2 separate regions of the Mus musculus genome follow, and region 2 is linked to region 1. A link is a loop called in an ENCODE intact Hi-C map of the cell type or tissue named here. Cell type or tissue: gastrocnemius. All regions are shown on one strand. Each heading gives the region's core, and the rest is flanking DNA. Links, peaks and the distances in the headings are about the cores only.

Region 1 (15,116 bases), core at 1-8,000:
CAGTAGGTGATTTTTTTTTAAAAAGGAGATTAAGGTAGGAACAGCAAGTGTGTGTGTGTGGGGGGGGGGTAGAGAGGGAGTGGGGAGCAAAGAGTGGGCGTGATCAAGATACATTTGCATCTATGTAGAAAGCTGTCAAAAAGTCTATAAAAACAAATGTGTGTAGGGCTTTAAGAAGTTGCAGAGGAGGGGTGAGGATGGAGGTCCTTTGGTAGAATTGCTTACTTAGCATTACAAAGCCCTGGGTTCAATCTCCAGAACTGCACAAAACTAGATGTGGTTCATACCTGTAATCCCCACTGAGAAGTGGTGACACATGCCTTTTATCCCAGCTCTCCGGAGGCAGAGGCCAACCTGGTCTACAAAATGAGTTCCAGAACATCCAGGGCTACACACACACAAAAAAAACCCTGTTTCTAAAAACAGGAAGGAAGGAAGGAAGGAAGGAAGGAAGGAAGGAAGGAAGGAAGGAAGAGGGAGGAAGGGAAAGGGGGACTGAAGCCCATCTTTGGCTACCTAGTGACTAGGGTCAGCATTGTTTTAGTCTTATCTAGAAAGTAAATAAAGCAGTGTCCAAGCCAGCCTTCCAAGCCAGCCAGCCTTCCAGGACACTCTGTCTTGCAACCACTCCCTTGCTGCCTCTCTTTCTCATGACAGAAGGAACATCTGGTAACATCCTCCCTTGTCTCCCAGAAGAGACCACTTTTAAAAGATCAAAGCTTCAACATGAGAAAGGAAAACCATCCCTGAGAGAGTGTTTCTTTAAAACTGTATCTCTTACCACCATTCAACTCAGTTTACCTTCCTTGGCCCAGGCCCTGCAGCCCCTCTCCGGTCCTGTCCAACTCTAACCTCTCCGTTCCAACCACATAAGACTTCATACCTGCAGTTCTCTAAGCACCAGACACTTCTCCAGCCATCCCCTGATCACTCCTGGCTCCAGGTCAACAATGGAAACCCCATTTAACACCAGGCCCCATCACAGGGTGCCCTCTGTCACAGCACTCAACACAGACATACCCTGCTCAGGATCCCCCTTCCAGCACCTGGAAGAGGAGAGCAAAGACCCATGGGAAATATTGTGACAATGTAGCCAAGTCTTAGGCACACTTGACATTCCAGCTACAAAGTATGATTACTATGCATCTGTAAGTCTTAACTCTAATTGGGGGGAAAAATGTTTACAACAAATTTGAAAGCCACACAAAGATTTCTGAGAGCAGGCTGAACCACAAGCAGTAAACAAGGAAAGTCTGCCCCCTGGGGGGCAGTGGTCTTGGGCAACTAGGGATGCTGAGTCAGGTGAGGTGGGCTGCAAACCTCTCTGGAAAGCTCTCTCCTCACTTTCATATGGAAAAGCTCAAAGCTCACCCAGTGAGCCCACCACATATGAAGCTGCAGGAAGCTTGACTTCCAGAAAACATCAACCACAAGCCCAATAGCTCAGCTCTTCTCAGGGACATCTCTCCTCTTGTACCCTTGGTGACTGTATGAGTCACCAGGGCTTCCAGCTCTCTGTTCTCAGTGTGGCATCTTGGATACTTGGGAAGCACAAAGAGTATGCGTTTCCAAGGTGTGTGCCCACACCGTTCCTGGGGACATAGGCTCCTTCAGGCTGCTCATACCATCCATCCTGGGCAGACAATGCAGGATGACCCCAGGGAGACCAGACAGGCAACTTTTTCAGGAGGGCATATCCTTCCTCACCTCTCCCATAAAGCAAAAAGAAGCCTTGCCAAGCACCCGCTGACAGGTAGGAAATGTCTCCCTGCTAGGCTAGCCAATCTCTATCAGTCCAGGCAAAAGTTTGAGCTTGCAAGGAGAGTGTGGGGAAGAACGCAGGCAAAGCAGGGGCCGGCCAGCCAAGCAACCCTGCCGTGAAGATCTCTCACTGGGCCTCAGATTTAATCAAAACACTGCCTCAGCGAGAAGTGGGCAGAACAAGTATTTTATGGGGGAAGGGAGGTTAACTCAGGAGTGTGAAGGGAAGGAAGAGTAGAGGGGCCTGCCTGTAATTAACTCCCTTGTTATGAAGCAGGGAACAAGATGGCCTGATAGATTCGGCAGGGGATTGCCACAAAGGCTTCTCATTCCCGAGACGGTACTACAGGGATGGAATCAGGAAAGAGAATGAAGTGGGCAGAGAAGGGTCTCTTTTTAGCAGACTGCCTGCGGAGCTGGGGAGAGCGGGTGGGAAAGGCCAGATGGGTAAATTCTCTGGGAGGACGAACCTTAACACCGGAAAAGCCTGCATGGGGGTTCCCAATATCGCTCTAGTACAAAAGGCCGCTTGGCTTCGGAAACCTGGCACGCAGAGTGGGACGTTTAGAAGCATTTACACACATACAGATATTCTGGGACAGCCAATAAGGAAATCTACGACCCGGAGATTCCCTTTCCCATTCTAGACCTCAATTCCCATCTGCATCTGGGAGGGGGACCACTACAGGGACCCCGGGGTAAACGAGAGTAAATGCTCTTTTAGGCCAGCCGCTGCTAACTTTACTGGGGGAGCCGGAAGGGCTGGCTGGGTCTGTCTTCTGGGTAGTTAGACGGGGTGCTCTCGCTCTGGCTCTGGGATCCGCAAGGGTGCGTTTGGGGAGCAGGAACCAAAGAGTCGGAGTCTAATCACCATCTGGCAAAATGAGCGCTGTAGCCTAGACCCCAGGATGCCAGAGCAAAGTTGATGCAAGGGATGGGAAACGTGGCAGTGCCTCAGTTCCCCAAGCGCACCAATAGCTTTGGAGCTTACCTTATCTTTCTGACCAGCTCCGGTCTCCTCGGCGGAGCACTTGTTGAGCAGTTTTTTGCCTCCGCAGGTCGTCGGGCTCCAGGTACGGCCGCCAGAGCACACGCCTCCCGGAGGGTCCCCCGCAGCGCTCGCGCTCTCCACTTTGATGAGTCGGTGCTTAGGGGAGATGTAGCGCACCTCCGCCGGCGTCGTCGGCCGCCGCTCGCTGCTGCTGCGGTAGAGGTGCGGGGAGCCGGAGGATGAGGACGAGGACGCGGCGGCGCCCGCTCCCGCCGCCGCGCAGCAGCAGCCCGCAGCTCCCGCTGCCGCCGTGAAGGCGCGCTGGCCCCCGCCGGGGTCCCCGCCGCCGCCGCCGCCGCAGTAGTCCAGGCGGCACATAGCTCGCAGTTTGCGCAGCGACGAGCCCGGCCCGTTGTACGGGTCCTCGAAGTCGCGCTCCTTCTGCGCGCGGTAGGCGCGGATGAGGTCACTCGTGCTGCCGCTGTCGTCGGGCAGAGAGCCCGACGAGGCCGAGAAGCAGGCGGCGGCCGACCCACAGGACGCCGAGGACGCCGAGCAGGCCTGCGGCACGGCCTGCGGGGGCTGCTCTCGTCGCTCGCCCCGGCGCCGCTGCTCCCGGTAGTCCGGCCTCGGCGGCTGCGGCGGACTCTTAGTCTTGCTGTTGCCCAAGCTGAAGTACTTGTTCAGCCACTTGGCCATGGCGAAGGGCCGCCTAGGGCCGCGGCGCGCGAGCCCGGTCCGCCGCCGCGGCCATTCGGGGGACAACGCTGTCGCCCAGTCCCGCAACGCCCCTGCCCCGGTGGGGGGCGTGCGGGGCACCGGTCGCCAAGTTCAAGTTCTCGCAGCCGCCGCCTCCTGCCGGCCGCCGCCTGGCTCCGGCCGCTGCTGCACAGCCCTCCGCCCCTGCCGCGCGCCGACCGAGCTTTGGATCTCGCGCCCCGCACAGACGTGTCTCATAGGGACCCGGGCCGCCTAGAGCGGAAGGCCAGGCGCCCCCCGCCGCGCACGCCCGCACCCAGCGCCCCCACCCTCGCGGAGCGCGCCCCTGCCCCGTGCGAGCCGCGGCCAGCTGCGGGCTTCTCGAGTGCACGGGGGCGAGCCCGGCCCCACTGCGGGTCGGAAAACAAGCGAACGAATGAGGGAGGCGGCCGGCGCCTGGCGGAGCCCGCGCGCCCCTGCCCGTCCCGGCGGCGCCTGGCTCTGCCGCTGCCTCTGCTGCCGCCTCCCGAGCCGCCGCGTGTGTGACACTCGGCCGCCAGAACCCGCCCAGCGCCGCGGCCCCGCCCCTTCCCGCAGGCCCCACCCCTCCGCCAATGCCACGCCCCTCCTAGGCCACGCCCCCGCGTGCAGCCAGGAACCTCCTCACGACTGCACGAGCCACCTCCTGCGGCCGCCTGGGCGCCAGCTCCGGGGTCCTGCCCTAGGGCGCCCGCGTCCTGCGGCTTGGCAGGCCGTGCCTCCCTCCAGCAGGGACTGCGGCTCTTTGAAGCCAAAGCAGTCAGCACAGTCCCTGGGGGCCCACGCGCCGTGCACTCTAGGAATGGATGTCCACCATCGAGGTGGTAGGCAGGCTGGACTAACGCACGACCTCTAGTTGACCGAGAGGACCATGCAGAGGAGATGCCCTAAAATGAGAGAGTGGCTGTCCCTCTTCTCTTTAAAGGGACAGAGACTCCGGTTCAGCTTTTCCGGCGCCGGGTCTTCGGAAAAACTCTTTATGCTAATGAGTGTATTAGCAATCCAGATGACGGATCCGGACGGGATAGGCGGCTGGGACCAGGCGGGGCACCAATCCCTGAGCAAGGCTAAGGGGAGGTCGGACTGTTTGCTTACCTTTTCACCTTCTAGGAAGTGGGGCTTTAACCCTGTTCACTGCCAACCTAGTGGAACCAGCTATGTAAACATTTAACGCTTAAGGTTGCCGGAGCTGGCGAGACTCTATTTAATCCAGAGACAGTTTTCCAGATGGAGAAACTGAGGCCCCGAGGTAGATTATACATGGATGACTAGGATCTGGTGGCACTGTGATGATGTAACTTAAGACAATGGAGTTATTATCCAAACGTGAGGAAACCCAGGCCAAAGGGGGGTAGCTTTCTGAGTCTGCTCTCAGAGGGGGTAGCAGGAGCCTTGTCAAGAACAAAATACTGCCTGAAAATGAAATAAGATATCTGCCTTCTAGATGTTAGATATGTTTGGAAGTTCTATTTGGCCAGCCCCACCCCCCATCCCCCTTGAGTACCTCTGAGCTGAAACCGTCCTTCAGAATGGTGATTTGCCAAAATAACACACTGTGACCGTAATTTCACCTGTCACCTGTACATTATATATAGGTTGGACACACTGTTTTTCCTGTGTCCTGTAGGAACAGTAACCTATCGAAGTAGAGAGCAAATCCAGGATCTGCTAGTACTGGAGGTCAGACTCTCATCCTGAGACTTCGGGACCTGGTAAGGCACAATGTGACCTCTTCCAAACTCTCCCTGCGACCTACCAGACTCAGGCTCCAGCGACACCACACTAGAAAAAGGCAGACCCATGACTCCGAAGGCTCCAATCTATCTGCTCAGCCCCACGTAGTCAGACTACTTGCCTCTCTCGTTCCCTAAGACCACTTGAATTTCCCAAACCCCACTGCTACCTGAACCCCAACAATCTCCGATAACATTCCCACTTATTTCTTACCTGAGACCTATTCATTTAGCATCCTTAGGAAATAGTCTTAAACTCTGCACACAGGACAAGGCTGAACGTTTGGTGTGTGGAGCATAGATAGGGAGAGACCCCAGAAGTTGATGCTGAGATGCTTATTTTGGGTATCCCTACACTTATATGTCTCAAATTACCCTTTAAATCCTTGCTCTGCTGCGCAAGCACTTAATCATGCTGCATGGAGGGAGGCCCCAATTAAGGGGAAAAAACCTGACCGACCAGGACATCCTCGTTTTAAGCCCCACCCCCGTCCCGCCCCCTCCCTCCAGCTTCTAGGCTCAGGAAGGAAAGGAAGCCAGATCCTGGCAGTCAGCCAGGCCACCTGGGCCAAGAAAGTCCTCCCCAGGGTCTGGAGGCCTGTTCTCTGCTCCCTGCATGTGTGCTGCACATGGAAACAGTATCTTGCTTTTCTGAAGGTTTAGGAAGCGAAGTTGTATTTCACAACTTATTTTTTTCACATTCTGCTTTCAGCTGGCCACAGAGTCAGAGTTGTCGCTCCTGTAAGGTTTCTTCTGGGCTATAATTTGCAAGCCAGAATTATTGTAATGCTATAGTATTATGCCAAGAGCTTCCAGAGTCCCTGTGTAACTGCCTGGCCCCTAAACACTGTATATAATTAACCCCAGTCAGTATCCCTGCAATCTGATCTTATTCCTGGTTTACAGATGGGGTGGCTGGCCTAAAGTGGTATTTACTTGATACAAGCAAGATGTCTCTGGGTGTTTTCCTTTGCGTATAGAGACACACCTTCAGAGATGGAGTCAGAAATAGTAATTCTGAAGAGAAACATAAAATCTTCAGGAAGATAATGGAGAAGCATCCTGCCTTGTGTTTCAGGGAGACAGATGCTTGTAGGAAAATCATCAGAGTAGCCAGAAGATGAGCTCTCTCTCTCCAGTCACAGCTTCCAGGATTCACAGAGGAGAAACTGGGACCAGTGGCAGAGAAACAGTCAAGAGGAACTGCTGTGGGGCTGGTGAGATGGCTCAGTGGGTAAGAGCACCCGACTGCTCTTCCGAAGGTCCGAAGTTCAAATCCCAGCAACCACATGGTGGCTCACAACCATCCGTAATGAGATCTGACTCCCTCTTCTGGAGTGTCTGAAGACAGCTACAGTGTAATTACATATAATCAATAAATAAATCTTAAAAAAAAAAAAAAAGGAACTGCTGTGATTGATAGCCATTTTTCTGGTTGTCACAAACCCCACCCTATGTCATGCTGTAAATAAAGCCTCCCCCCTCCCCCCAGTGTCAGAGACCCATAACAGGACTTCAGGACTTCATACTTGCTCTACTGCCAAGTTCTACTGCTAACCCCTGGTTTGACATTGACACCTCCTTTGACAGGTTTGGCATTGTCCCCTCCTCCCTGCACTGCCCCCAGTTCTCTTGGAGGATGGGGTAGGTGAAGATAGCCATATTTCAGTTTCTGCTCCATCTCTGCTTCCCCCATTAGACCCAGGGCAAAGGGCCAAACGTGGCAGCTGCTTTTTCTGTCCCTCCTAGCACCAGGACAAAGAAAATGACATTTGTAGAGAGGCTCCAAAGGATGTTACCAACTCAAGGGGTTCATCTATTCCTTATATAAAACACCATTCAGTCCACTGGCAGTCACTCTTTCAATTTTTGTTGTTTGTGGCAGGGTCTTAGATACCTCAGGCTGGCCTCAGATTCATAAACTCAGTATGCTGGTGTCACTAGCCTCAAATTCCTGTTCCTTCTGCCTCCATCTCCCCAGTGCTGGGATAACAGGTGTGGACTAGCACACCGGCCTTCTCTGTCTTTCTTTTAGGGGAGCAGGGTCTTACTATGTAGCCCTGGTTAACATGGACTCCCTATGTGGATCAAGCTGGCTTTGAACTTGACACACTTTCCTTGCTTTGGCCTCCCAAGTACTGAATGTGCACCACCATGCTTAGATAGTTTTTCAGATATTTCTGGCCATATGAGGCCTCAGAGGCACTGGGACAATTCAAATATCAGTTTTGTGTCTTCCCAGTAATTGAAACAAGGCAAGACAAGGGCAGGGCAGGAGAATGGCTAGAGAAGACCGTGGTAGAAAGAACTTCTTTGAAAAGATACCTGGGATTACATTGAAGAATGAGTGACATTTTGATTTTTTTTCTTCTTAAAGACAGGGCATCATGTAGTTCAGGCTGGCCTCAAATGCGCTATTTCTGAATTCTTCTCCCTGCCTCCTTTTCTCAAGTACTAATATTACAAGGGTGCCAATGTAGGTGACCACTGTCTTTATGAACAGGCCTCAAGGACCTCACCCTTCACTTGCTCAGTGTGGAGCCTATAGTCTTTCCCCCTGTTTAGCTCGCTTAGACCTTCTGCAATGGCTCTTGGATGGTGAAGGCAGGAAGATTGATAACTCAAGGGCATCCCCAACTGCAGAGTGACTTTAAGGCCTATTGGAACTACTTGAGACATCATCTCAAACAAAACAAAACAACACCCAAGACAAATCCAGGAAGAGGCAGAGGGATTTAGGCAGAGGTCTCAGCACTAGTCAAAGCAGAGACTTAGGACAGGACACGGGGGAAGCCCCTGGAGCAACTAGTGGGCAGTGTAGTGTGAGTATCTAAGGGTTTGTGAGGTATGGGAAATGGTGGGTAACAGGGCAAAGATGGGCTGCCCATTAGAAAGAGCTCTGCTGGGACTGGTGAGATGGCTCAGCGGCTAAGAGCACTGACTGCTCTTCCGAAGGTCCTGAGTTCAAATTCCAGCAACCACATGGTGGCAGACAACCACCCATAATGAGATCTAACACCCTCTTCTGGTGCTTCTGAAGACAGCTACAGTGTACTTATGAACAATAATAAATAAATCTTTAAAAATATATAAAAAATAATAAAAAATTTTAAAAAAGAAAGAGCTCTGCTTCCAGACAAGGAAAAATGGAATTTCATCTTTAGGTGGGGGAGGGGGGAGATCACTTGTGATCTTTGCTAAAATAAGGAAATTCCCTAGTTTTTTTCCTGCATTTCCTGAAGATCATTTGAGGGAGCCCCGTGCAGGATGCACTTGGTGGGGTGAGTAGATGTTAGGCAGAGCAGTCACTTAGCTTTTCTTACCCTGTTATTGCATTTGCCTATGCATGCTTTTAAATATTAAAAAAAAAATGTCATCAGGATGACATCTGGTACACAGAAAGTGCTCCATTGCTCTGGTTGAATGAATAACTAACGCTGCAGTAATGGAAGAATGCTAGGTAATGGACTCTGCAGGACTCCCAGACCGCTGGCTTGGGCCACTTGTTAAACTGACCAGCCCTTGCCTGGTGACAGGAATACTGTAGTTGAAAAACAAAGGAGTTATTTAAAGGGAATATGTGGCTAAAGCACACATGAATTAGTTTCTTTTCTATTGCTGGAATAAAACACCATGACCAAGGCAACTCACAAGAGGGATGCATTATTTTGTCTTATGATCCCAGAGGGATGAGTCCCTGAGGAGGCTAGGAGGCACAGCAGTAAGCAGCAGGCGTGGCAGACAGAATGGGCAGCTGAGAGCTCACATCTTGAGCCACAAGCATAAAGAAGAGAGCAGAGTGCCAGGAGGCCTTTTACCCTCAAGCCGACCACCCGTGACATACTTCCGCCAGCAAGGGCTCATCACCTCCGTCTCCCCAGCAAGCAATACCAACTGGAGGCTAAGTGTTCAAATGCCTAAGACTACAGAGGCTTGTATACTCACAACCTGCATAACAGACACAAGTTTAGGGCTGGAGTCTGGCTGGCTGCACGGATCTGCGGCAACTGTCCAGCCTCCTGACCCTTTCCTTCCTACTTAGACAGCCCATTAGTTAGTTAGGAGTCTCTGGCCTGGATTACTGCATAGTTTTTCCTACTTCTGTCTCAACACAGAAGCTGCCATCCTATAACATAAACCTAAGTTTGCTTATGTCCCTCCTCTGCTCAAATCCTGGAGACTGAATCCCATCCCCCTAGTAGTAAATGCCAAAAATCTTTACAGTGGCCCATGAGCTCTTACATGCCTGAGTTCCTGCCCTTATCATAGCCTCTCCTCTCTGCAGTACCAGGATGCTACTCTGCTGCCTGGACCCTTCCTCTGCTTAGACTGTGTTCCCAGCACCACCCCCATCTCCACCCCATGCTCACCCCTGATGTCCTTCAGGTTTTTATTTAAACGTCATATGCTCAGTGAGGCCTCCCTTAAGAGCATTATCTACAAGTGCGGTCCCAGCACTGGGTGTCGCCCCTTCCTCGATTTATTTGAGTAAATAAATCCATCTCATCTGCTCATCCGCTCCATCTCATCCACTGCGTATTTACTTAGTTTTCTAGTTTACTTTTTATCTTGCCCTCATATGGCTAGAGGATCTTTGCCCTTCTGTTCACTGCCATTTCCAATGTCCAGAATAGTGTCTGACATGGTAGGTAGGTAGACAAACGATTCCTATCTGTTGGATGGATGGGTGTGAATTGTGTATTCCTGCCTTCTGCATCTGTCTTCTTGGCTGTTCTTGGCCCGGAGGTGGGAACACGTCGGACTCAGGGTGATACAGATACGTGACATGACATGTCTATTTTCCCTCTACTACTGAGCTATCTGCCTACTCCTATTTTTACTTTATATTTTAAGACAAGGCAGGGCTTGGACTTGTAATCCTCCTGCCTCTTGTAAAACATTTCCTCCTTCAATGAAGTTCCTTAAGCAGGAAAGTAAGCAGCTCAAAATAGCTTCAGGAAGTCCCTGAAACTGACCAGATTCACTAGCCCCTCCCTGCCAGAGTAACCAATAAAAGCTGGGAGTCTCCCTCAGAGGGAGTGAAACTGAGCTGCAAAGAAGACACTTTAGCAAGAAAAGTTTCCAGCTGCCTGGAAGAAACAGAGACCAACTAAGCAGCCTGGAGGAGGCTTAGACCAACTGAAGCACTGAAGGAATCAAGCTGCAAAGAAGACCCTGAGACTAGATCAGCGTCGGGGAGAAGGAGAAGCTAGCTAAGCTGCCTGGCAGAGGTTTAGACCAAGGCCACTTGGAAAGGACACTCTCCAGCCTGTTGTGCAGTCTTCAGACGCCACGATCCAGTTTTTGTGAACTGTCATCCATGCTGGGGTGGGCTTTGGTGATGCCGTTGTCTTTGAGTCTTTTCTGCTCCTATCTCAGCCATGGTCCTGTAAATAATGCTGGTAAAACTCATTGGTTCGCCAAATTGGTCATTGGAGTTATCCAAACTTTGGTCTGTCATGAGTTCCCTTATCTGGAGTGAGTAGACATGTGTTGCACTTCTCTGGGGAACGTTTTTTCCCAAGTAACAGCCTCCCAAGTAACCGGGGTTATGGGTCTGCACCATACAGCATCTACAGCCTAGACTGTTAGCAACCTTCCAATATTAACTTTAATGCTCGTCCTGGACATTAGATCTCCTGGACTTCCTCTCCAAGTGCAATTATAGATACCCTCTGACGGCATTCTCCTGCCCCTGCCTCTACCCTGATTTCTGTTTCCATAGATTTTACTTAAAAAAAAAAAAAAGATTTCACATTTATGTGAGATCTTGTAATATTTGCATTTATATGTTTTCCAGATTCATCTCTGTGTTGTGTTAACAGCTGGCACGATCTCTGCGTGTATTTCTCTGCATGCGTGTTCCTGTGTGTGCACATGTGTGTGGGATATGTGTGAGGTGCATTTGGAGGCAGGAAGTCCATATGGAGTGTCTTGTTCAATCACTCTCGGTTTTATTTTTTTGAGACAGGGTATCTCATTGAGCCTGGAGCCAATCTAACCCCAGTGTCTGACCAGCGAGTCTGAGAGATCATCTGCCTCCTCGAACTGAGGTTTCAGGGATGTACTGCTAATGCCTGGCTTATGACGTGGACTGTGAGAACCCACGGCTCAAGTCCTCAATGTCTGCATACTAAGCATGTCACCGACTGAGCTCCCTGTCCCCACACCTCTCTGAGACAGGGTCTCACATGTACCCTATGAGCCAGTGGCTGGTCTGGCGCTTACTATGTAGACCAGGCAGGCTTCCAACTCCCAGACAATCCTCCTGCCTCAGATTATAATCTGCTGTGTGCTCAGATTATAGCCACATGTTATCGCATCTAACTTTTGTTTTGTTTTGGGGACAGCATCTCATGTAGCCCAACTCAGCCTCAAACCTTGCTCTGGAGCCAAAGTTGGCCTTGAACCCCTGAGAGCTCCTGGGTAGAGCATCTCACCATGTGTCCCAGTTCATTCATTACCATCTTACTCGGGCTACATCCATACCACGGCTTGTTGTAAGCACTACTGCAAATGGGCACTGGAGTGCAGATGTCTTTACAGGGAGACAGTTTCATTTCATTTTTATTTATACCGGCAGAGGAATTGCTTGGCCATGTGATGGCCCTAATTTTAATAAATTTGGAAGAACCCCCGTATGTTTTTTCCATGATGATTGCACCAATTTCAATCTTATCTGTAGACTCCGTTTTCTTTACAGCCTCTCCAAAACTTACGACCTCTTATCTTTCTGATCATAGCCATCCAAACTGGTACGAAGGGACAGCTCACTTTGGTTTTAATTTTCATTTTCTTGTTGATTACTGATTTTAAACACCTTTTTCTACTTACAATGGCCTCCCCCACAACCCCCATCTATGAAGACAGAGCAATTTGAGCCTTTTGCTCCTTTTTAATTGGGTTACTTGTTTTTGCTTCTGAGTTGTGTCTGTTTTGGAAACTAATCCCTTTTCAAACATATGGTTTGCAAACATTTTCACTGTGTGTTTGTATGTGTGTGTACGTGCGTGTATTTGGTGTGTGGACAGGTTCACATGTATGTGGAAGCAGAGGTTGACAGTGAGTATCTTTCTCAAATGGCCTCTATTTATTTATGTATCTATTTATTTACTGATTAAGTGATTTTTTTTTATTTGTATGTGTATGGGTACTGCCCTGCATGTTGACTCTGAACACCATATGCATGCCTAGTACACTTGGAAACCAGAGAGGGCATCAGATCTCTGAACCTGGAGTTGAAATTGTTATGAGCTGCTACCTAGGTGCTGAGAACCAAACCCAGGTTCTCTAGAAGAGCAACAGGGCTCTTAACAGCTGAGCCATTTCCTCAATTCCTCCCCCACTTTTTTTTTTTTTTAACAGACTCTCACTGAGTATAGATAAAGCTAACCTCAGAGACCTACCAGGTTAAGGGCCTTTGCCACCATGTCCAGCCTCAAGGTCTCTCATTAAGCCTGGAGCTTACTGATTGGTTAGGTGGCTGGCTGTGGAGATCCTCCTGTCTTTTCCCTCCCCCACCTCTCTAGGCCAGGAATTACAGATGCAATCTAAACAGGCACCTGGCTTCTACTCTGGGGATTTGAACTCAGGTCCTCCTGCTCTGGAAGTGGGAACTGCTGGCCGAGCCATCTCTCCCGCACTGCCTTTTCATAGTCTTTCCTTCACTGCGCAGCGGCTGAATTTTCAGTCTGATGTCATCTTTTTGGTTTATGTTTGCTTTTATGGTCAGAGCTTTTAGAGCAGCAGTCCTCAGCCTTTCTAGTGTTTCCACCCTTTAATACAGTTCCTCATGTTGTGGTGACCCCCCCCCCCAACCATAAAATTATTTTTGTTGCTACTTCATAACTAATTCTGCTACTGTTGTGAGTCATAATGCAAACGTTTTGGGAGGTTGAGGGTTGCCAGAGGGGTCGTGACCCACAGGTTGAGAAACGCTATTTTAGAGCAGCATCCAAAACCTCATGACCAAGGTCAATTCCAATGACCTTCTCTATTAGGCTTTTATAGCGTCTGGTCTTACATTTAGGCCTTTAATCTATGTTGAGTTTGGTGTGTGTGTGTGTGTGTGTGTGTGTGTGTGTGTGTGTTATAAGAGTCTAACTTCACTCTTTTGCACATAGATATCCGGTTTTCCTAACACCATTTATAGAAGAAGCTGTCCTTTCTCCATTCTGTATTCTTGATGTCCTTGTCGAAAATCTACTGTAGATGCTTGGGTTTATTTCTGGGCGCTCCATCCTGTTCCCTGGTCGGATATGCCTGTTTTTCTGCCAGTACCACACTGTTTTCACTTGCTGTGTTTTTGAAGCAGATGCGTCTGGGGTTCTGTTCCCAGACCCCGTCTCTTAAACAGAGGAAGCAGGCTGTGACTCATCCCTACCTCCCCAGCATCGGGAGGGGTCTCTAGGAAGGTTGTGGCTTCCAAGTAGCCCCTTCCCCAGAAGTCCAAGTCCTGCTGATTTGCAAGCCTGTCCCTTGCGATATTACTGAGCCAGCCACTTCTTCCACATCAGGTACAGCTAATCTTAGGAATCTCATTACGAGTCCGAAGATAATCCTCTATATCTAGATTAAAGGCTGTGTTTTGACCATTACTGTGCATCGAGCATTGAGCCGACAGCTTAATTGAGCTGTTTATGCCGCTGCCTTGATCTCTTCCCAGAGAATTTACAACTAATTCCAAGTGTCTCTGTGAATTAAGTGGGCCTCTCCCAACATGCTTTGCCCGTTGCTTGCTTGTGCCAAATCCCACTTGTCCTTGTGTTACCTAATTATGGGCTCTGGCTCGCAGCTGTCTCTGGCCAGTGCCACTTCCAGCCAACTCCCTCCCTGAGATGACCATTAATGATACAGCCCTCCATAGGATCATGCCTCCAGACAGAATAAAAGGGGGTGGTAGAAGTGAAGACTGGGGTGCGGCAGAAAAGACATAAATCACATTGACCCCTTTGAAGTCACCTCCTGGCAGCTAAATGACAGCAACCCTCTATTGAAGAAGACTATGCAGCCCAGTGCTGCTAAGTGTAATGAAGGAAGGCACTCCAGGCTGGGCTCAAGACTCCCAAACCCTTACTTGATCCATAGTTTGATTCCCTATGGGACTACTGGACCTTAGTTTTCCCATCTGTTGCCTGTCTTTCTTCCTTTTGACTTATTTTTATTTATCTGTATGTATGTATGCTTGTGTAGGTATTCTCAGCCCAAAAGGGGACAGCAGATCCCCAGAGCTGGAGTTATGGGCAGTTGTGAGCCACCCAATGTGGGTGCTAGGAACCAATCATGGGTCCCCTGCAAGAGCAGTAGGCACCCTTTCTTTTTTCTTTTTTTTTTTTTTTTCCAAGACAGGGTTTCTCTGTGTAGCCCTGGCTGTCCTGGAACTCACTTTGCAGACCAGGCTGGCCTCGAACTCAGAAATCCGCCTGCCTCTGCCTCCCGAGTGCTGGGATTAAAGGCGTGCGCCACCATGCCCAGCTCAGCAGTAGGCACCCTTAAGAGCTGTGCCATCTCTCCAGTCCAGGATTTTCATTCAGTAGTTCAGAGAGGTCACAGAGGAAGGAGAACATAATCTAGAAAAGCAACTAGCTGGGGCATGCTTAGGGGCGTCAAGCATTTGCTGTTTGTCTGAACGGCAGGTTTTACTGGGTGTTATTTTATTTTTTTTCTCCCGACCTAACTCCAAGTCCACTTTGAGGGACAGAGAAGACTCAGTCCCTGTTGCCAGACTCTACTGAGGACATAGACAAAAGCAGAAATGTTCAGTGCTGGCTTGGGATCACCCAGAGAGCTTGTGAAGCAGCAAGAACTGGTTTTAATCCAGACCATTGGATCAGAACTTGTAGTATTGGCTACTTCAGGTGTGGTTTGTTTGAGTCAGATAAGGTTTCATGTAG
Region 2 (16,036 bases), core at 3,371-11,370, 330 kb after region 1:
GGCGGGGGTGAGGAGTGGGGGGTTGCTGTGTGAAAGGAATAGCAGCAAGGCCAAGGGGGAGGCAGCAGAAGAGAGGAGCCTCCGCTTGTGGATTGAGAATCAGAGGAGCCAAAAGTGTTGTGAAACCAGGAAGAGGGCTGCTGCCTGATTTCACTCCCAAGTAAATGTTTCACTGGGTATTTGCCTTTTCTCAGAGTCTGGGTCTACAGATCAAACTGGGGAGAATAGGAGCTCATGGGAAGCCGTCATAAACAAGCTTCCGAGGAACGGAGCAGCCCCAGGACCGCAGCATCCACAGTACCGCGCACAGTCGTCCTTCAGCAAGATGCTTGCTGCCAGCACAAGGTGAGCGGCAGAGACTGAGCAGAGATGGGTCACTCCTCACGGCTCTTTTGATGTTAGAGATTAACAGACTGGGAGAAAGACACGGACTGGCTAATCTGCAGGCAGGCGGACATGAAAAGGCAGAACTATGGTAGATTTCCTCCGTGTCAGTCAGAGCCACGGTGAGTGGGCAGAGCCCAGGTCAGAGGATCCTGACCGAATCCTGACTGCAGTCTTCTGACATGGTTTCTTCATCTGTTACTCTGGTGTAAAACTCCCCATCCTTCCTCGCCCTTTTTAATTGATATTTTATAATTGTCCGCATTTATGGAGTACACTTTGATGTCTTCATATGTGTAGGAAACACTGATCTGACCTCAAATATTTACCATTTCCTTGTGGCAAGACAGCCCTTCCCCTCCCCCGTCTGCTATGTAGCCAATTGTTAATTCTAGTCACCCTGCTGGGCCACAAAACAGCAGCACAGCAGTGGCCCCTTTTCCTCATAGCTGTAACTTTGTATGGTGGCCAGCCTCTCTCACCAGCCTCCTCCTTCTCCCTCCTCTCTTGTCCCAGCCTGCCCTTGTGTCAGCCTTTTCTGGTGGCCCTAGATGAGTGATGTCATGCATTGCTTATCTTCCTGCAATGCCCTCTGGGCTCATCTATGTTGACAGGATTTCCTTCTTTATTTGAGTTTATTTAAGTTATGGATGTAACTTATTCTCTTTGCCCTGAAGTTGGACCTGGTGGTAGACACCATGTTTCAGCTGTTGTGAATATTAAGCATGAATGCATCTACCGCTTTGAAAACACTACTTTCATTTCCTTGGTCGATGTCTCCACTAGTGGAAATGTTGAATTGAGAGGAAGTTGGATTTTTAGTTTTTTGAAGACTCTCCATGCCTTCTCCCATGATGGTCAGGCTGATTTACCCCCAGTGCGTGCAACTGTCCTCTTTTCTCCGCCCTCAGCAGCATCTGCCTTCTTGCTGAGAATAGCCTTTCTGACAGGAGAGGGTGAGCCCACAAACTTGAGAGCATCAAAGGAGAACTGGGATGGGAAGGATGGAGGATCAGGGAAGTTCTAGTCCTGCCCAGATGGTAGGAACTGAGACTCGCACTCTGACCTGAGAACTTGGGGAATCAAGAGCAGAAAACAGGCCCACTGCCTTCTGGAGTCCCAGGATCTGGTCAGAATGCTAAGAGATCCCAAAGTAGACAGGAGAGAAGGGAGCCATGGAGACAAAGAAGGCATGATGGGAGTTATCTAGAGGATAGGTAAATGGAGAGGGCTGAGCATCTCTGGAGGGTGTGGGAAGGGAATGGTGTGCTGTAGAGTCCAAGAGAGCCTGCCCCTCTCTCTCCAGTGGGCTCTGTGGCTGGGGGAGAGCAGGAGAGGCTGAGGTGACAGGGCCTGATGCCATCAGATGTGGGTTTCTAGAAAGGTGGCTCTGGTCCACATGGCGGATGGGTCAGAGATGGGGCAGAGGGCTGCTGTATGGTCTAGTGACAATGATCATTACCTGGGCTACGAGCAAGGACAGAGCTGAGCGGATTCCACAGGGATGGAGGAGCCAGCCAGAGTCGCTCTGGATCTGTGATGTGGCCAGATGGGCATGTGGAGCCACTGCTCCTGCAATGAGGACTTCGGAGGATGAGCTGGTTAGAGGGACAGGCTGACCTGTGGCTCCATGGGACAGTGAGAAAGTGTTCCTCAGGAGGAAGGCACCTGGTGTGGCTGTGCAGAGGGGACTCAGTCCACCTTTAGGCCAGTTGTGTGCCGAAAATATGTGTGTGTATACATATACATATATATGTGTGTGTATAAAAGTGTATATATATGTGCATACACACAAATTATAATATATTTTAAAATTTATTTTCCCCCATTTCCTTTCATCTGTATGGATGTTTTGCCTACAAGTATGTCTGTTCACCACGTCTATGCCTTGTGCCCGTGGAGATGATATCAGATCCTCTAGAACTGGAGTTACAAATGGTTGTGAGCTTCCAGATGGATGCTGGGAATCAAACCCAGATCCTCCCCCAAAGCAGCCAGGGCTCTTAGCCATGAGCCATCTCTCTGCCCCTGATAAAATAAACCTTCAGACAAAGAATGGTAGGGAGTAGAAACAAACCTCTTTCTTCTTCAGTCAACCTTTTCTTTTTTTTTTTGGTTTTTCGAGACAGGGTTTCTCTGTGTAGCCCTGGCTGTCCTGGAACTCATTTTGTAGACCAGGCTGGCCTCAAACTCAGAAATCCACCTGCCTCTGCCTCCCTCAGTCGACCTTTTTATTTTTTCATGATGGCTGCTCTGAGTACTTCAGATACACACGACAACAGCCATGCGTGCTCCCCACGGAAGGGCAGCAACCAGGAGCTGCCCATGCCTGGCCAGGAAATATAACAAGTAGAGAGATGGAGACTGGGAACAGATGTCTGCACACAGGGAAGAGAAGGGGCCAGGGAGAAAACAGAATGGAAGCAGAATGTGCATATGTGGGCCCCTGGAATCTCTCTCCTGATTCTTAGGGGTTGTTCCCCAGTGACCAGCTGAGAGCAGAGTGTCTCTGAGTCCCAGGATCCCAGCAACGGCAGCAGAACTGGGGTGACACAGGGTTGTGGTCTTTGTGTGGCTTCTTTGATTGATGAGGCTGGCAGCTCAAGGGAGCAGCTGGGACATCTCATCAGAGGCATCCTGCCATGACCCACATTGCTGGGCTGGCCGTAAGGCCAGAGAGAGCCAGGGCAGCCATCCTGGCTATTGGTTAACAAAGTGAGGACTGCAACCCATGCAATCCTGAGTATGGCTAGGGGCCCAGGACAGAGCCCTGACTCTGTAGCCCTGTGACAGTGACTCACTGAGCAGAGGAGGGGAGGGGCCAGAGGGCTGATCCTGGGAGGAGGGGCACCAGGAGAGTGGCCAGGTGTTCTGGGAAAGCGGCTCAGCCCCAGGAATCCCTTTCAGCTCACCAAATAGAAAATTAACTAAAGAATGACCTAGCTAACTAGCTAACTAACTAACTTGACTCCTCCCCCTCCTCCTTTTCCTCTTCTTGTTACGCTTCTCCCTCCTCTTCCTTCTTCTCTTCTTCCTGTGTTGTCTTCCATCTTTGAAGATCCTTTCACTCTGGAGCCCCCACTAGCATCAAATGCAAACTCCAGCCTAGGTTGCTCTCAAACTCCCAGCAATCCTTGCTCTGCCCCTCAGTTCTCTTTAGTGCTTTGATTACAGGGGTGTTGGTGCCCAGCTGGAGAAATTCTTTTATACTCAGGGCTGACCTTAGCAGAGGAGGAACTAAGAAAGGGGAGCCCAGAACTTGGAGGTGAACCTCAAGTTAGAGGTTAGCACGGGCTGTAGAGTGAAACTCTGCCTCAATGTCACCCCTGCCCCCCCCAAAAAAAAACCCAACCACCACACACCTAAATCTAAAACAAGCCTTATATGGGCTTGGATTCCTGAGTGTTGGGATGGGACGAACAGTAGCGGAGGGTCAAAGAGGGCAGCAGCTATGCTGCAGGTGGGGCACACTCTCCAGGACTGAGACATGTCCAGTCTTTATTACTTTTGCCTTTAATGCAACTTTTTTTTTTTTTTTTTTTTTTTTTTTTTTTGGTTTTTTGAGACAGGGTTTCTCTGTATAGCCCTGGCTGTCCTGGAGCTCACTTTGTAGACCAGGCTGGCCTTGAACTCAGAAATCCTCCTGCCTCTGCCTGCTGAGTGCTGGGATTAAAGGCGTGCGCCACCACACTCGGCACTAATGCAACTTTTAAAATGTTTTTAATGTTTAATTTTTGACAATGGCATTTAACAACTGCCATGCAGTGTTCCCCTTAGTGACAGCTGACCTTGCCCAACAGACCCAAGCCAGCCTTGGCAACACCTGTGTCCACCTCAGCTCTCCAAGGCCAGAGTTGGTGGATTCGTGGGAGTTCCCATAAAGCAGATTTCCCCAGCACTAGGTGTGCACAGAGTCCTGTGCAGACACACTGCTTGCGTCTGGTACCTCTCCCATGACCCACCTCTGCACTGGACTGGGGACCATTCTTTCTGCTGCCCACTCGACTAGCAAACTGAACTGGACCTGAAATGCCCTTGAACTGTGTGGCTGCCCTGATCACCACCTCTCTCTGGATGCCTCTAGAAGGAGATTCTGGGAATCAGTGACCATCGCAGGGCCCTCTGTGCCAGGCACCAGCTGGAATCCGCAAGAATCAGAGACGGGAAAGCTGCTGGGCTTCGGCTGGGACAAGAGGGACCCTGTCAACCAGGGACTGACACCCATCCCAGGTCCGGTTCCTTATTTTAAAAAGAGGCTAACGCTACCTAACCTGCAAAAGGTTAAATTGTGAATTAGGACATGGTTGGGAGGGATGAGAAGGAAAGGGAAGGAGGGTGATACAGAGAGGCAGAGACAGACAGAGAGAGACACAGAGATAGACACAGAGACACAGGGAGAATCTCTAGGCATTTCTCCACCATCCCTGGCTTGTACAAGTCCTACAAGTCCCAGAAGTGGAATTACTGTATCCAGAGAGGCTCTTGGCAGATAAGTAAGTGGTGCTCAGAGTCCTCACGCCGATTGCAGCGTGATCCCAGTAAAGGAAGGTGAAGAAGATATCATCTCCTCTTGGCCCTCAGCGCCTCCGGCAGCTCCTTCCAGGGGCTCCCGGTCTAAAATGTCAGATGACATCTCCTCTCATTTCAGTGCTAGCTGAGTGTAGGGGTTTATTGTTTTTATTTTTAGCTTTAAAAAAAGACTTCAGGTCTCCTGTAACCCAGGTTGCCCTGTGTTCCAAGGACAGCCTGAACTTCCGGTCCTCCTGCAGGTGCACCCTACACCGGCTTATCTTTTTTTTTTTTTTTAATTTAAACTGTTCAGCTGACATGCACTAGCAGCAGATGATTGTGGGTGTCATATGACACATCCCACCCTCAGACTCTGTGTAGTGACCAGAGCTGGGCCGTGAGCCAGCAGTCCTCTCAAACACTGGTCAGCTCTTTGTATTGGGAGCAGGCTCGATCCTCCCTTCCAGCTATCTGGAAGCATCCAGTGCATTACTGCTGAGTGTGGCCGCTCTCTCTGCGCTTCGTAACACTCACCTTACCCTCGTCTGCAGCTGCATCCCATGCTCCCTCTGCTCCCATCCTTCCCGGCCTCCAGACTTCCGTGGGGCCAGTTTTTTAAATGTATGTGCTGTCTGGCTTATTTCACTCAACCTGATAGCTACAGACTCATTCCTGTTGTTGCAAATGAAAGGATTTCGTTACTTTGTTTTGTTTTTTTATAACTGAGTAATATTTCATCACATACACATGCCACATTTTCTTTACCCATTTTGGGCACCTCAGCTGATTCCATACCTTAGCTACTGCCAATAGTTCTGCAGAGAACATGGGAACAAACATATTTTCTTTCCTTTAGATGCACACACCCAGGAATGATGTAGCTGAGTGTGGCAGTTCCGTGCTTAGTCAGCTTGTTTATTTTTAGACAGTGTCTTACTATGTAGCCTTGGCTAGTTGAGAACTCACTGTGTAGATCAGGCTAGCCTCTAACTCATAGAGATCCTCCCTGAGTAGAGGGTTGTGCCACCATGCCCAGCTCTGTGTAGAGGGTTGTGCCACCATGCCCAGCTCTGTGCTTAGCCCTAAAAAGGGCCCTCTATCCTGTTTGTCTCGGTAGCTACAGTCTTTATTTCCACCAACACTCAAGCATTACCGTCTCTTTGCATCCTCACCAGCTCAGTTACTCCCCGACCTTTGGGTTCCCCAGGGAGGCTCCACACTGATGAACATACCTGTGGCCCACTTAGGACTTCTTCTAAGACATGAAAGCCCGAGAGGCTCAAGAGGAGAGATGGCTCAGCAGTTAAAAGCACTCACTGTTCTTTCAGAGGACCCAGGTTCAATTCCCAGCACCCCACATGGTGGCTTGTAACCATCCTTCAACTTCAGTTCTGGGGACCTGACCCTCCTCTGGCCTCTGCTGGCATCAGGCAGGCACACATACAGGCAGGCAAAGCACCAATCTACATTAAATACATACATACATACATACATACACACACACACACACACACACACACACACACACACACACACACACACACACCAGGTCACTTGCCAATTTTGAATTCTAAGTATTTTTGAAATCCCTCTTTTTTTCCAATAGCAGCTTAGTTACCAATCTTTAGATGCCACTCACTAGTCCTGTAGCCTCTCTTTTTATATTGACTTCATTTTCTTTCTCTTCCTGGTCATTGTTCAAGTGATTTTTTTTTTTTCTTTCATGTAGCTTTTTACTGTGGTGGCTTGTGTTCAGCCATCCCCTGCTGGTGTTCTGCCACTGGATCGTGACCACGCTCAGCTAGGAGTTCATTTCTACTCCTAAACTGCAGAGGGAGGAGACAAGAGTCTACATTCCCACACCGCGGGAGACACAGCCACACAGTTTTATTTCTCTCTGTCCTCCGTTTGGATTTTGTTTGGGGCTTAAGTTATTGCCGGCTCAGACATCCTATTCTATAAAGTTCAGACAACCAATTTCAAGGTACTTACCTGGCGATGGAGCACGATGGCACATTCTTCTATTCCTGTTGCTTTTAAACCCTTCTTCATGGGTTCCTTTTTATTACCTGAGAATTTTTATAGTGAAAAATTTTATTACCTGAGCGTGTTTGTAATGGAAAATAATTTTCAGTTCTTGTGTTTATACATATGCATTGACTACATTATTAAATGAAATATTACACGCGAAAGCATTTGGTATTTATATATTTAAAATAAATATTTACATATTCAAATCCCCAGAGCTGAGGGATAGCAGTGTGTTCTGCCAATCCCTTGGCAGTCCTCTTCCTCTGATTTTTTTTCCTTGGAGAGCTCGCCCCCTAGCGTTCACTCATGAGAGGACCGGTGTTCCCTCCACACCCTTGGGAGCGAGGTTCATTGAGGTTCCTGGCTTTCTCGGGGCAGTTTTTCCTTCAGTGTCCTGTGTTTTAAATGGGTGCTCATGTGGAGAATTCCATGACCCTGTGCCGTGAGCCTGGCTGTAACTGATGCCAAGGGCTGGTTTTCAGTGGGGAGAGGAGGAGGAGAGCGTTCTGCCAGCTGGGGCCCTTCAGTGGCTGACCCCAAGTGCTACATCTGGTCTGGCCATTGCCCTTCTCTCTGTGACCCATGCATCATACTCCTGGAGAGGCAAATAGATGGTAAGGGCTGGGAGTGTGTGTGTGCGCGTGCGCACACGCGTGCGCGCGTACACGTTATTGTGACCATGTGGAAGTCAGAGGACGACTTGCAGGAGTTCCTTCTCTTCTTTCACCATATGGACCCTGGGGTTTGAACTCAGGTTGTTAGGCTTGGTGGCAAGCCCCTTTCCCAGCTGAATATCTCAATGGCCCTGCTCTTGCTCCCTGAGTGGGTGTGAAGCTTGTTCCATGAGGTCCTGTTGTCTACTCTACGGTCCTGCTGATCTTTTCTCTTTGATCTTGTCTCAGCTCTCTGACAATTCCCTTTTGCTTTCAAGTATGGCTTCTTCCCTTCCCTTTCTTTCTTTCTTTCTTTCTTTCTTTCTTTCTTTCTTTCTTTCTTTCTTCCTATCTTCCTTCCTTCCTTCCTTCTTTCCTTCCTTCCTTCCTTTCTTTCCTACATGTAAGGTTTTGTATGGGATGGAAAGACTGATGTTTTGTTGTTTTGTTTTAAAATTTATTTCATTTTATGTATGTGAGTGCACTATAGCTGTCTTTAGACACACCAGAAGAAGGCATCAGATCCCATTACAGATGGTTGTGAGCCACTATGTGGCTGCTGTGAATTGAACTCAGGAACTCTGGAAGAGAAGTCAGTGTTCTTAACTGCTGAGCCATCTCTCCAGTCCACTCTTTTTTTTTTTTTTTTTTTTGGTTTCTTTGAGACAGGGTTTCTCTGTGTAGCCCTGGCTGTCCTGGAACTCACTCTCTAGACCAGGCTGGCCTCGAACTCAGAAATCTGCCTGCCTCTGCCTCCCAAGTGCTGGGATTAAAGGTGTGTACCACCACTGCCTAGCCCACTCTTACATTCTTAAGAGCCAAATCCTGTCTTACCTTTTCTGGACATTTCAGATCTGTGATGAGACACAAGCACAGGCTGCTAGGAGTTTAAAGAGTTCCAGGGGATAGATGTGAGTGTTTCTGCTCTCCACTGAGACCTCTGAGCGAACAGGGGTCACTGCTTGTGAGATGGATGCTGAGGAGATGGCTGGCTGGGTGTGCTGGAGTCAAGAATGCAAGAGCTGAAGTCAGAGAAGTGATGGAGTGGTGGTGGCCATGGTGGTGCCATGGAGTTAGTGTAGCAGGAACAAGGTGTGATGGAGCCTAGGAAAGAGGGGGTCCCTTGTTAGGGAAAATGTCCCTGTGTTTCTGACTTGCTTTGTCCTGAGGACATCTGCGGTGTGCAGTCTAATGGCTCCCCCCTGCCCCCCCTCCCCCGCTCCCTCCTGTTCCCCCCTGCCCCCCTCCCCCACTCCCTCCTGTTCCCCCCTGCCCCCCCTCCCCCGCTCCCTCCTGCCCCAGCACTTCATTGGTGTTTCTGACCTCGGCTGTGAAAACCCAGGTCCACAGACTAACTTCCTTCCTGGGAATCAGTGATGTTTCAGTCTCACTCTCCTCCCTGCATAGGACCCTTCCGGGGCTCTGGGAAGATGGAAAGGACTCCAGTGAAGGGTTTTCATGGCCATTAGTTTTCCTTAAAACGTGAAAAAGTCAGACATTTCTGTAGTGTTCTGTAAAAAGAACTCCCCACAAAACTCAAATCTACCCACAACTGTGCCATCCAGATATGGATGTGGGGGGTTCTTCATGCCAACTCCAGGGATGCTGGAGATCAGCAGAGCCATGAACAACGAAGATGAACGAGGAACTGCACGAGAGCAGTTCACTTAGGAAGACAGTGAAGGAGCAGCTGGGCCTTGGGAATGCAAGTGAGGAAGTTCAGATGCTCCAAACTTCTGAGAGAAATACTCCAGGCTGGAGTCAATGCTGTCCCATGACTGTTGATGTGGCTGATGTGACTTGTGGCTATTTTTCAGAACCAGGCAGATAAATATCACCTGTGACAACCCAGTGGACCGGGAGGTCTTCCTCCATTACTCCCTCATTCCATCAGTAAGTAAAGATAGTGGAGCCCAGGGCAGGGGCCAAGAGCAGTGAGGGGGGGAGGGAGGGAGGGAGGGTCAAGGAGGGAGGGAGAGTCAGGGAGGGAGGGAGGGGGAGGGAGAGTCAGGGAGGGAGGAAGGGAGAGAGGGGATTTGGGAGGCTCCACCACACAGCTTTTGGGCAGGCCTGCATCACATAGGGGAGAGAGCCATTGGCTCTCCTTCTAAAACCCTTACTCAGTGTCTTACAGAGTACATCCAAGCTCACATACAAAAGAAGCAAAGCATTTTGGGTTCTAGAGCCAGCAATATGGGACTTTTGGCAGAGTGAAAGGGGGGTTTTCTTTTCCTTCCTTCCTTCCTTTCTCTGCCCCCCAACTCTTTTTTGTGAATGTGTGTACAGGTATGAGCAAACACATCTGTGCACACATGTGGAGCCCAGGGGCAATCCCGGGTATTGTTTCTCAGCTGCAATTAACCTTTGATTTTGCTTTTCATTTTTAAATTAATGAACATGTTTGTCGATGTTTTGTCTGCATGCTTGTCTGTGTAACACATGCATGTCTGGTAGGTACCCTTGGATGCCCTTGAACTGGGTTTGAGTTCAAGACTCTTCTGAACAACCTAATAAGACATTAGATCCTGTCTTAAAATAAAAAGTCAAAAAGGGGGCAAGGCAGGTAGCCCCCTGGGCTCAGTGGTAAAGCCCTCACCCAGCATGTGAAAGGCCCTAGAGGGTGGGTACCCCCAGGAAGCAAGAAGGGAGGTCCAGGTTGGGCAATAGAAAATCATGAGTTTCACATAAACCATGCAGAATTTGAGAAGTTGCCAACATTCAACAGAAATGCCAGCTGGGTAGCTTAACAGATCTAGAGCTACTGGGTGAGGAGGGTCAGGGCTGGAGGTAAAAGCTTGTGAATGTTTTGTGTCATTAAAAGTTGTCTCTAGGGAGGAGGACGGGGGCAGGGGAAAGGTGGGGCTTGGATGGAGCCCAAGGAGCTCTCTTTCCAGAAGCCAGGGAGGAAATGACCTAGCCAGGGGCCTGGAGAAGAATGGGGAAAACAAGAATACACAGTGGACGGAGCTCAGGGAAGAAGGTGTGAGGAGAAGGTAAAGTAGATTAGGCTGGAGTTGGTATAGCCTTGGGTGGTAGGTAAGATGGCTGTTGGTGACGTCATAGCCCCTGCAATGCAATGACAGGGTCTGAAGGGCCAGCAGAGATAAGGAAGTGGAGAGAGCACATACAGACAATTCTTAAGACATTTCTAGTAAAATTAGGATAAAGAATTTTCATCTGGAACATGGCCAAATCCACAGAAATGAAGGGAAGAAAGATTTGAAATCTGACAGGCATGGCTGCCTTTCAAAAGACAGAGACCAAGGTCCAGGGAGGATGTATATGTGGAAATTAGACTCAAGCCTCTCTCTGTGCACGGCCACACAGAGGAAGAGTCCGAAAAGAACCTTCTGGTAGCTCTGAGGGACATGGAGTGCCAGGTGTCACAGATGCAAGCTCTCTGCTTACCCATACATTCTTTTCTGTGGGGACACTGAGGCCACCCCGAGGGTAACTGGGTCCCAGACACATTGTTCTCTCCTCATAGGGGACACTGAGGCCACCTGAGGGTGACTGTGTCCCCAGACACACTATTCTCTCCTCACAGGGGGACACTGAGGCCACCTGAGGGTGACTGGGTCCCAGACACACTGTTCTCTCTCACAGCTCTGCATCATTTTGGTCTTGTCTTTCCTCCAAAGACGAGAGCATCGGAGACAAAGAGATGACACCTCCTACCTCCTGGGGAACCACTTTGGAATCATCGTGTAAGTTGACTGGAGGTCATTTGCTGAAGCTTGGTGTACCCTGGGGTTGGGCCCAACACAAAATGCAAGGCCAGGTAGCTCTGAGGATCCAATCTTCTCCCGCTGTACCGATTCCCTAAACAATGCTCTGAGAGGCCTCTGCCCCCCATCAGCACCCAGGGCTGCCCAGAAACTTCTCAAGGAGACCTAGACAGCCATAGAAAAGGGACCTCCATGGGATTTGTCCCCTCGTTGCTGCGACAAGCCACGAGACAAAGGCAACTTAAGGGAGCAGAGGTTTATTTTGGCTCACAGTTTAGGGGAGTACGATCCATCATGATGATGAAGGTGTAGTGGCTGGAAAATCTTGGTTTGTGGCAGCAGCTGTGTGTGGCAGAGCTTCTCACATGGTGGCCAGATCAGGGAGCAGAGGACAGACAGGAAGCAACACTGGGCTGTAACCTTCAAAGGCTCAACCTTACTGACCTGCTTCTGTCATCTAGAACTTTCTCTGAAGGTCCATGACCTTCCAAACCACAGCAATGGCTGGGGACCAACTCTTCAAACACACGAGGCAGTGGGAAACATTTTACCTCCAAACCATAACGCCTTCCCACTGTGGCTATCTCAGGAAACAAGAGGCAAAAGGCTCCCAGTGACCAAAAGCAGCCACCCTTCTGGTTGGATGGCACTATAAAGCATGTGTGAGATCCTGCCCACCTTCTGGAGTCTTCCTAGTTAGGCTGTTCTGCATCATGGCACCCCTTAGAACATTTTTCTTGAGTTTTAATTATTCTGTCTCATGACTCCATCATCATCATCGTCATCATTGTCATCATTATCACCATCACCACCACCACCACGAAGTTAGCATTTATTGCACTGCTATTGTCCCAGGTCCTGGGCCTTTTTCTTTGCTTACATTAGTTCCATCAATCTGTCTCAAAGTATAGTGGAGGTTGATAAAGGAATGAGAAAACTTGAGCTCAGAGAAGCTAAATGATTTGCCTGAGACCACGGAGCTAAGGTGACCCAAGATTTCCCTGAGGCTGGCTTGAAACTCTCTGATCCTCCCATGTCCCAGTCTCACCAGATCCACACAGTGAGCATCCTGAGATCTCAGTCTTAGGAAACATCATGATGCCAGGACTGAGGCTAAGGCTAAGCTGGGATGCAAGAGAAGTCCAACCACGATACCCAAGGATGCTGGAGCTCTGAGGAGCAGCTGGCTTCTTTGCGGATGCCTCCCAGAGTCAGCCCCTCCCACTCCAGCAGCTGTAACTGCTTTGCCAGGCAAAGGGCTGAGACTGGCTGTGTTCGTTCCTTCTTTCTATTGCTGTGAGCTGACAAGAGGCAACAGAAGGAAGGGCAGGCTTATCTTAGCCCACAGTTTAAGAAGCAATACAGTTCATCATGGCAGGGGAAGCATGGGCAGGAGCAGGAGACCCACAGTCACGTTGCCTCTGCTGTCAGCAAGCAGAGAGAGGTGGAAGCTGTTCAACCAGGATCCAGCCTATCGGAGATAATACCCACATTCAGGATACCTTCGTGCATATACCTAGAGGCATGCTCCCATGGTGTCCCCAATATCATCAAACTGACATTCAACATTAACTGTCACACTGATTAGATAAAGACCCGTTCACCCCACTGGGCATGTGGCATCGAGGGGATGGGGCAGAACTTGTGAGGTAACCGTGCTCATCCTCCTGGACGTACATTATCAGGACTCATCTGACTGGCTCCTGTCACACCCTCTGGCCTCATTGTCACTGACTAATACTCCCTGCTATGGTTTAAATGAGACATAGGCTCATGAGTTTGAACATCTGGTCCCCAGTTGGCACTGTTTGGGAATCTTTCAAGGGAAGAACCTTTTTAGAGAAAATATGTCACTAGAGGTGGGCTTCAAAGGTGCATGCCTGGGCTCCATTTCCTGTTCTCTCTCTCTCTTTCTCTGTCTCTGTCTGCCTCTCTGTCTGTCTGTCTGTCTGTCTGCCTCTGTCTCTCTCCTCTCTCTCTGTCTCTGTCTCTCTGTCTCTCCCTCTCTCTTTCTCTGCTTCTTGTACACAGATGAACTGTGATCAGAAACATGTGGCCAGCTTCATGTTCCTGGTGCACCTTCCACACCACAATGGCTTGCATTCCTTCTAGAATTATAAGTCTAAACAAAACTCTCCCTTCCCAGTTTGCCTTTAGTTAGGGTATTTTATTACAGCAACAGAAAACTAACACACCCATCTTTGTGTGTGTGTGTGTGTGTGTGCTCACACATGAGTATGGCATTCTCTAGCCTCATTTGCTGCCCACAATGATTCTGTGATAAGCAAAGCAGGGGTTTTCTATTTCTGCTTTGAGCATGGGGAAACTGAGTCTCACATACACCTTAAGTACCATGGTTGGGTCTTGATGAGATTCAGTTGGACAAGATTCATGTCTGCAAAACTGTACTGAGCTTGAGTTCTGTCAGAGGTCCTGTAGGGCCCGCCCAGCAGAGTTTATAGTTTCCTAAGCACCTGGTGACATGGTGGGCAGTGTACTGAAACAAGAACATGAACTTGATGCTGAGGCAAACAGTCGAGACAGCCTTCTGGGGCAGAGATGAAGATGGCTCCTGAGGCTGAGCCCAGAGGGAGGCAGAAGGGGTCACCAGGACTCTGATTTGTAGTGACAAGCTCTCGTGCCACCAGAGTGCACTGCATTTTTCTCTCCTTGTGGCAGGGTCTCCTGTTACTAGTACTAGCCTCAAGTTCACTAGGAAGCCAAGGGTGACCTTGAACTCCTGATTTTCCCGCCTCTACCTTCTAAGTGCTGGGAATCACAGGTGTGTCTCGGTAGTCCCAGCTCCAAGTTCTGGCTAAGGCCTATTTCTGGTTGGAGAGCCCTTCCCACTACGTGGACCTTCTGAACTAGGTGAAACTCTTTTTGCTTAGGAGAAACAATATCTACCCACATTAAACCACAGGAAACAAAAAGAAGAAAATTTTAAAGTGAAAGTTACAAAGTAGTCACAGTGGATTTCCTGAGACCCTAGAGCAGCCTCCTGGGAGACTAAGTTAACCTTTCTGCCCCTGACTCACTGGGGCAATTCTGAGCCATTGTGCCCTGTTCCTTTTGGCCATGTGACTTAGGCTCTTGCTGCCACATGACCCTGGCTTTTCTGCAGTGTCCATTCTGATCCTGACTTAAAGTAACTGTAACAACAGCTTACTGGCTCACAGCCTCAGGATTGCAATGATAAAAAGACAAGAGCAGACATTGGCTTGGTGCATCCAAAGTGCAATAGTGAGCCATGGCCAGGGAAGTGCAGTCATGTTAGGGAGGGGAACTTTCACCCTGCTCTCATAGGGTTTTCAGCTGGGCTTGAGCATTAAATTGAGGGCTGCAGAGAAGGCTCAGCTGCTAAAGGTTTGACTCACAACCAAAACGTCAAGAGAATTAAATTGACAGAAGACAAACTGGCAGGAACATAAAAACACGAATTTACTTAATGTGACTTTAACAGGCAACAGAGGTCCCATAAGGACATGAAAATTCAAAGATGCAGTTAAAGTTGAACACATACACGCACGCACGCACGCACGCACACACGCACTACACCCCTACCTTAGTGCAGATGCCCTCAGAGTTCAGAGATGTCAGTTCTCCCTGATTCTAGAGTTAACAGACAGCTGTGAGCCCCTGACCTGAACGCTAGAAGTCAAACTCAGGTTTTCCACAAGAGTGGTATACGCTTTTAATTGCTGAGTCTGCTCTCTGGCTCCTCATTCTCTCTGGGTGTTTTTTTCTTTTCTTTTCTTTTGTTTTCTAAAGTTTTTCTTTTTAACCTTCATTTTCTTTTTTTTTTCTTTCTTTTTTTTTTTTTAAAGATTTATTTATTTATTATATGTAAGTACACTGTAGCTGTCTTCAGACACTCCAGAAGAGGGCGTCAGATCTTGTTACAGATGGTTGTGAGCCACCATGTGGTTGCTGGGATTTGAACTCCTGACCTTCGGGAGAGCAGTCGGGTGCTCTTACCCACTGAGCCATCTCACCAGCCCCATTTTCATTTTATATGTATGGATGTTCTTCCCGCATGTATGTCTGCATACCATGTGCATGCAATGCCCACAGAGGGCTTTGCATGATCTAGGACTGCAGTTATAGATAGTTGTGAGCCAATCACATAGGTGTTGGAAATAAATCCAGGGTCCCCTAGAAGAACAACCCGTGATTTTACGCACTGAACCATTTCTCTAGTCCCATGTTGTCTTTTATTTTTGGTTTTTCGAGACAGGGTTTCTCTGTGTAGCCCTGACTGTCCTGGAACTCAGTCTGTAGACCAGGCTGGCCTTGAACTCAGAGATTTGCCTGCCTCTGCCTCCTCTGCCTCCCAAGGGCTGGGATTAAAGGCGTGCGCCACCACGACCGGCTGAGGTGGAGTAGTTTTAAGTCCCGCAGTTATATGGTACTTATTACCTTAGCCAATGATAGCCAGACCTTCCTCAGAGAATAAATATATCAGAGGGGAAGTCTTCATAGGCTATGTCTAGGTCCTTGCCAGTTTCCCTACAACTGTTTGAGATACATTCCTTGTTTGGTCTTCACATCACACTGTATCTCATAAAATCTTGTTCGGTTTTGCTAGGTGTCATGGCTCCCAGCATCCTTGCTGTATCCTTACTAGATTTGGAAGTCCTCTATGGGAAGGACTACATCTTCCTCCCTTTAGCGCACAGAATCTGTGCTTAGCAGTGTGCTTAGACTGTGATTGCAGTGAGCAGCTCACTC

Evidence for each region. Peaks named below come from ENCODE experiments on the same cell type or tissue, not always from the same donor. Only the 100,000 strongest peaks of a DNase experiment are listed, where the experiment ranks them.
Region 2: a loop joins it to region 1, with 2.7 times the contacts of the local background. A loop is called at or near these places in 4 of 42 quality-filtered maps.

What each region holds. Positions count from the first base shown.
Region 1 is chr4:45,526,810-45,541,925 of GRCm38, forward strand. It overlaps Shb (src homology 2 domain-containing transforming protein B), which reads right to left and starts at 4,019. Exons shown (of 6, transcript NM_001033306.1): 1 at 2,753-4,019. The coding sequence starts at 3,451. In gastrocnemius, for the core only: CTCF peaks have their summits at 1,268 (motif pointing left) and 3,963; DNase peaks (open chromatin) are centred at 1,281, 2,843, 4,069, 4,444 and 2 more places; H3K4me3 peaks cover 5,003 bases; H3K27ac peaks cover 5,507 bases.
Region 2 is chr4:45,848,753-45,864,788 of GRCm38, forward strand. Stra6l (STRA6-like) reads left to right here and starts at 195. Exons shown (of 18, transcript NM_028788.4): 1 at 195-345; 2 at 9,395-9,470; 3 at 11,184-11,284. The coding sequence starts at 326. In gastrocnemius, for the core only: a CTCF peak has its summit at 7,219; a DNase peak (open chromatin) is centred at 7,222; H3K27ac peaks cover 1,721 bases.